2 separate regions of the Homo sapiens genome follow, and region 1 is linked to region 2. The links are chromatin contacts, found by Hi-C or POLR2A ChIA-PET in ENCODE. All regions are on one chromosome and are shown on one strand. The core of a region is the stretch at or near the end of the contact, and the rest is flanking DNA. Distances in the headings are between cores, read along the strand shown.

What was found. A loop is a pair of places that touch in the nucleus more often than their neighbours do. ChIA-PET counts read pairs that join two places held with the same protein, here RNA polymerase II (POLR2A). Pooled maps may share reads with other maps.
Region 1: a map of B cell shows a loop between it and region 2 (21-fold over the local background). The contact joins the promoter of SMYD5 here to the promoter of RAB11FIP5 in region 2. A Hi-C loop is called at or near these places in 7 of 168 maps with a recorded cell type or tissue (B cell, CD4-positive, alpha-beta T cell, CD8-positive, alpha-beta T cell and 3 more), 1 of 37 single-sample maps with no recorded cell type and 17 of 50 pooled maps. POLR2A ChIA-PET finds 5 or more read pairs at or near these places in 8 of 52 experiments (CD4-positive, alpha-beta T cell, HepG2, PC-9 and 5 more).

What each region holds. Positions count from the first base shown.
Region 1 is chr2:73,212,823-73,215,522 of GRCh38, reverse strand. SMYD5 (SMYD family member 5) reads right to left here and starts at 1,278. Exons shown (of 13, transcript NM_006062.3): 1 at 1,161-1,278. The coding sequence starts at 1,256. RefSeq lists enhancers at 1,101-1,340, 1,128-1,422.
Region 2 is chr2:73,111,634-73,114,350 of GRCh38, reverse strand. RAB11FIP5 (RAB11 family interacting protein 5) reads left to right here and starts at 1,403. Exons shown (of 6, transcript NM_001371272.1): 1 at 1,403-2,004. The coding sequence starts at 1,574. RefSeq lists silencers at 1,075-1,234, 1,305-1,394, 2,552-2,717.

The DNA of each region.
Region 1 (2,700 bases), core at 29-2,528, 100 kb before region 2:
TAAGGAGACCAGGGATGTAGGGAAGCTGATTTACCAGGGAAGGAGCAAACTGCTCCAGATACCTCTAGAGCAGAAAGGGGGCACGGAAGGTTGAGCTGGAAAACTAGATCAATATGATGACGCTGAGAGCAGACAACAGACAACTAGAGGTCTTACGTCTTGGGCAAGAACCAACCATACACACAGCCACTACACAGGATAAATTATTCAACCTCACTAGTAACCAAAGAAACGTAAATGAGAACAAATATAATTTTACACATATCAATAGGCAAAGATAACTAGGAAAAAAATACTGCTGGACAAAACAAGAGGATGTTTGCACAGAAAATGAGCTCTAAGACTTTTGACTCTGGGGATGAAAAATACCATACAACAATAAAGGGTCCATTAATAAGGGGTTGGTTGAGTGAACTGTGACCCTCTCACGGAAGAAGCTACTACTCAGCTCTTAAAACTTAATATGTAGAAATAGGCTTGATATTGAAAGATTCACTGCTGCATCAAAAAGCAGTTTCTAAAAATGTAATTTTAACGTACTCATCTTTGCACAAGTATAGAAGTATGGGTGATTTTTGTATTTTCTTTCCTTACATGCATTTTGTATTTTTTTCTACAATGAACTTTTGGAACACAATAAAAACGACAAAATCACGTCACCTTCCTGCTAAAAACTCTCCCAATGCCCCCACGGCCTTTGGACTCTGGTCCAAATTCCTCAGCACTCCAAGGACCCTCGTGAAGGATCTTGGCCTCTCTCCTCATCCCCTCACCCAAATCTCACACATGAAGTTCGTGAGGACTCCCTCTTTTACACCTCAGTTCTCTCTGCCCGGCACATCCCCGCCCACCGTTCCAGGGATACAGCAGCAAAGCCCCCTAGCCCCGCCCCGAGCAGCCACAGAAGGGCCTCCCGCGGGCTGGCCGAATTCCGCTGGGAGGAAATGCGCACGGAGACTCCGGAGGCCCGGGTCTATCGCGTGACCGCGCCACGAGCCTGCGCGCAGGGACAGACTGGGAGCCCCCGGGCCGCGAGCAGGGGCAGGGCCGTAGCGTCCGAGCGGCACAGAAGCCTCTGGGCTCCGGGCATGGAGTCCGGCCGGGCTGTCTCCATGGCCGGACTGGGGAGAGGCTCCCGGCAGGACCCGCCCCGACCTCACCTTGGCGCTGCTCACGAAACGGACTTCCACGGAGACCCGCGCGCGGCCCGCCACGCCCACGCAGAAGGAGAACACGTCGCACATGGAGGCCGCCATCTTGGGCGCGCCTCCGCCTTATGACCCTTAACCCCGCCTCGACCTGAGAGGCCACACCCCCTTCTGGTCCCGCCCCCGGCGAGAGTGCCCCTGAGGCTGCGAGGTTTTGGGCTCCACCAAGTCTGAATTTAGGTTCCGTGGTTTGTTGACGGGAGTGTAACTGGGCCTGCCTTTGTGCTTTTACATCGGTGCCTTTTTGTGTCTGTACCTCTGTATCAGAGTCTGTGTGCGCGTACAGTTTTGATGTGTGTATCTTTGAGTCCGTTGCATGTTTTGTTGTGGTTTTTTTTTTTTGAGATAGTCTCACTCTGTCGCCCAGGCTGGTGTGCAGTGGCGCGATCTCGGCTCAGTGCAACCTCTGCCTCCCAGGTTCAAGTGATTCATTCTCCTGCCTCAGCCTCCCGAGTAGCTGGGCGTACAGGCGTGCGCCACTAAGCCCAGCTAATTTTTGTATTTTTAGGGGTTTCACCATGTTGGCCAGGCTGGTCTCGAACTCCTGACCTCAAGTGATCCGCCCGCCTCGACCTCCTAAAGTGTTGGGATTACAGGCGTGAGCCACCTCGCCCGGCCTCCGATGCATGTTTCTATGTATGTTGTCTCTGTCCACACAGTGGCCTGTCTTCACTGAGTAAAGCGCTCTTTGGACCCAGCCCTAGAGTGGGACAGCAGAAGGCCAACTTACTCCTATCCTGTCTAGCTCTCAGCCTGAAGGGAAGGACTAGCTTATACCCCGGAGCTCACTCACCCCACTTGAAGAGTCCAGGACAAGATTTCCTTTCTCGGTAATCCCTCTGGCAGCAGAACAGTCCTGCCAAAGGTCAGGGTGGACTTGTGCCTCTGTCAGATTCTTCAATGGCTTAGGGACCTTGCAACCGGGGGTAGCGGAGGAGTCCATAGGGGACCTCAGATCTGAGAACCTCTGAAACTGGATACAGAAGTGAGTGTGCATATGCACACACTGTCGTGAAAAGGGGGAGGGGCCTGTTCTCTCAGGACCCCAAGAAGCTGCAAACCACAGACCTATGGCATTTGTCCCCACAGCTAGGCCTGACTATCAAGCCTTGTTTTGTTTCCTTGTCCCCTGATTTTGTGAGTTTTGTTTGAGACAGGGTCTCGCTTTGTCGCCCATACTGGCATGGGGCGATCTCGGCTCACGGCAGCCTCCAGCTCCCGGGCTCAAGAACAGACTGGGCAACGTAGTGAGACCTTGTCTCTCCAAAAAATAGAAAAATTTGCCGGGCGTGGTGATGCGTGGGAGGATCACCTGAACCTGGGGAGGTCTAGACTGCAATGAGCCGTGATCAAGCCACAATTATCTATCAAATAATTATAGATAGATAGATAGTTGGCAGGGACAGAGAAAGGTTCTTGAAACTGACCCTGCCTCTCCTCAAGCTTGCAACCTGGTGTCAAGGAGCGAATAGTCCACGGACTTGGGGGAGAT
Region 2 (2,717 bases), core at 154-2,653:
GGTTGGGGACCCCTGCTATAGAGGAACTAAAAATAATAGCATAACTACACAAGATTGAGGGATGGAAGTGGGTGTGAGCCAGCTAAATCATTATCTATCATAGGAGGAAGGCAACAGACAGTGGCCAGTCCTGATAAATGCAGATGTAGCTATGTGAGCATCTTAATGTAGTGATGTGGAGGTAACCATCAGACCTGAAAACACCAGTGGCTTTAAGCAGCATCCCTGGATTGAAGGATGGAGAGGGAGTTCTTGCTTTTCATTGCAAGCCATTCTGTCCTATTTGATTTTTTTAAAAAAGCTGTGTGTATTATTTTTAAATTATTATTTTAAAAGTACAGGCTCTGAAAGTTAAAAAAAAAAAAAACGCTCTGGGGGCATCTAGTGGATTCACAACCCTCCCCCATCTGAGCTGACATTTTATCTTCTGGAAAATAGGGATAAAAGCCATACTCACCCCACAGAGTTGCTCTGAGGATAAAATGAGGTAATGCATATAAAAGCGCACTGACCAGAGTTGGCTGAAATTCAGCATCTATAATTACTAAACATCGTTATTATCAATAATAAACCAAGTATACGTTAATACTTAGGCCCTGGCACACAGTAGGCACTTAATAATGGGTGGAAGTAGTTATTTAACCCCCCACCAGGGCCTGTAATTTCCCCCAACCCGTGACACACTGGCCCCAAGGCTCCGAGTGAACACTTAAATATTGATGTGGTTACTCATTTATTCATCACTCGGCTCTCCGCCGCAGAGTCTGAGGAGGGTGAGCCCCGCTCTCGGGCCTCCCGCGCCGCCGCATGGCCGCATCCCGGCCCCCTGCGCCGGGAGAGATTGGAGGCGGCGGCAGCTCACCCGCTTCCAGGTCGCCGATGCGGGACCGTCACGTGGCGGGGCGGCAATCGCTCCAGTTTCACTCCGGCATTTTCCCCCGCAGGGGCGGACTGGAGGAGGGGAGAGCGCGGCCCGGGGTCAGGGGAGCGGCGGGGGTCCCCATCACCCCAAGTCCGCGCCAAGAGGCTGGCCATCCCAGGAACTGCGGGCCGGGACCCTTTTACGGAGAGGGCTTTCCGGAGCAGGGACTTTTAGAAGGAAGACGTGGGATTGGCCTGGAGGCGCAGAGCGGGTTTTTCGTACCTGGCCGCGGGTGTAGGGCTCCCCACAAGCGAGGCCGGGTTGCTTCGGGCGCCCCCAGCCAGGGGCGGGGCCACCGCGGGAACTCCGCCCACCCTCTGCAGAGGCCGCGCACCGCCCCTTCCCGCTCCGGGCTGGTCTGCGGCTGCCGGGGCGCGAGCTGCGTGCCCGCATCCCTGTCGCACCGCCTCGCCGGTTGGGGCGGCGGGCGCGGGGCGGGGCAGGGGGCGGGGCGCTGACGTCGCGGCGCGGCCCGCGGCCAGCGGCCCGGTGAGGCGGGGAGGCGGCGGCCGGTCGGCCCGGCCCAGCCCAGCCCGCAGCTGCGGCGGCGCTCAGAGTTGGTTCCTGACCGCCTTCTGCCGCGGCCGGGTTTGTCACCAGGTCCTGGGGTCTGCACCGGCTCGGCCAGACCTCGCCCCCCGCTTCTCCGCCATGGCCCTGGTGCGGGGCGCGGAGCCGGCGGCGGGGCCTTCCCGCTGGCTGCCCACGCACGTCCAGGTGACGGTGCTGCGGGCCCGCGGGCTGCGGGGCAAGAGCTCGGGAGCGGGCAGCACCAGCGACGCGTACACGGTGATCCAGGTGGGCCGCGAGAAGTACAGTACGTCGGTGGTGGAGAAGACGCACGGCTGCCCCGAGTGGCGTGAGGAGTGCTCCTTCGAGCTGCCGCCGGGGGCCCTGGATGGCCTGCTGCGGGCGCAGGAGGCCGACGCGGGCCCGGCGCCCTGGGCCGCGAGCTCCGCCGCCGCCTGCGAGCTGGTGCTCACCACCATGCACCGCTCGCTCATCGGCGTCGACAAGTTCCTGGGCCAGGCCACGGTGGCGCTGGACGAGGTCTTCGGCGCAGGCCGCGCCCAGCACACGCAGTGAGTAGGGGGCGCGGGGGCACAGAAACGGCTAAAGGCCTAACAGGGCGGGGCTGGTGGGGGATCAGGACCCCGAACTTCAGCCGGGCCAGTGAGCCCTTGCCTCGTGCTTAAGGGCGTAAACCGACAGAAACGTTGGTTCTTCGCATTTCGGGGTCGTCTTCAAGCTTCCCAAACGTGCGCTGTGTGGGGCTCAGCCACTGGTGGTCCCTGGGAGGCCTGGGGGAGGTTTAAGTGGTGGCGAACGTTAGGAGTAGATTGTCAAGTAAAGTTAGGAATGAGATTCAGAGGCTTTGGGGCTATGGAAACCTCAAGAAGGGAAATCTTGGGGCCGTTCTTAGAACCTCCGGGCCTGCCTCCCTTTCCTCAAAGGGGAGGGGAACTGCGGGCGCCTGTCCGGCAGGGGAGTGGAGAGGCGCAGCCTTGCCCTACGGGGGAAGGAAAGCCAGGTGTCTTCCTCCAGGGCGAGGTTGAATGTTGATTACCCCGCTAAACGTAGAAGCTGGCTGCAGGGGGCATCTGCCTCTTGCTCTCAAGATGCCCTCCACTATCTAGAGATGTCACCCCCCCACCCCCATCCTGTCCCTCTGTGTCCTGTGTCCCTGGTCTGAGGATAGGAGGAGCTTCTAAGTTAAGGAAGGAAACACTTGAGTCAGCCTTCCAGTGGCCTGCCTGCCTGCCCTGCCCTGCCTGAGGTAGAGGCAGCGGCATGG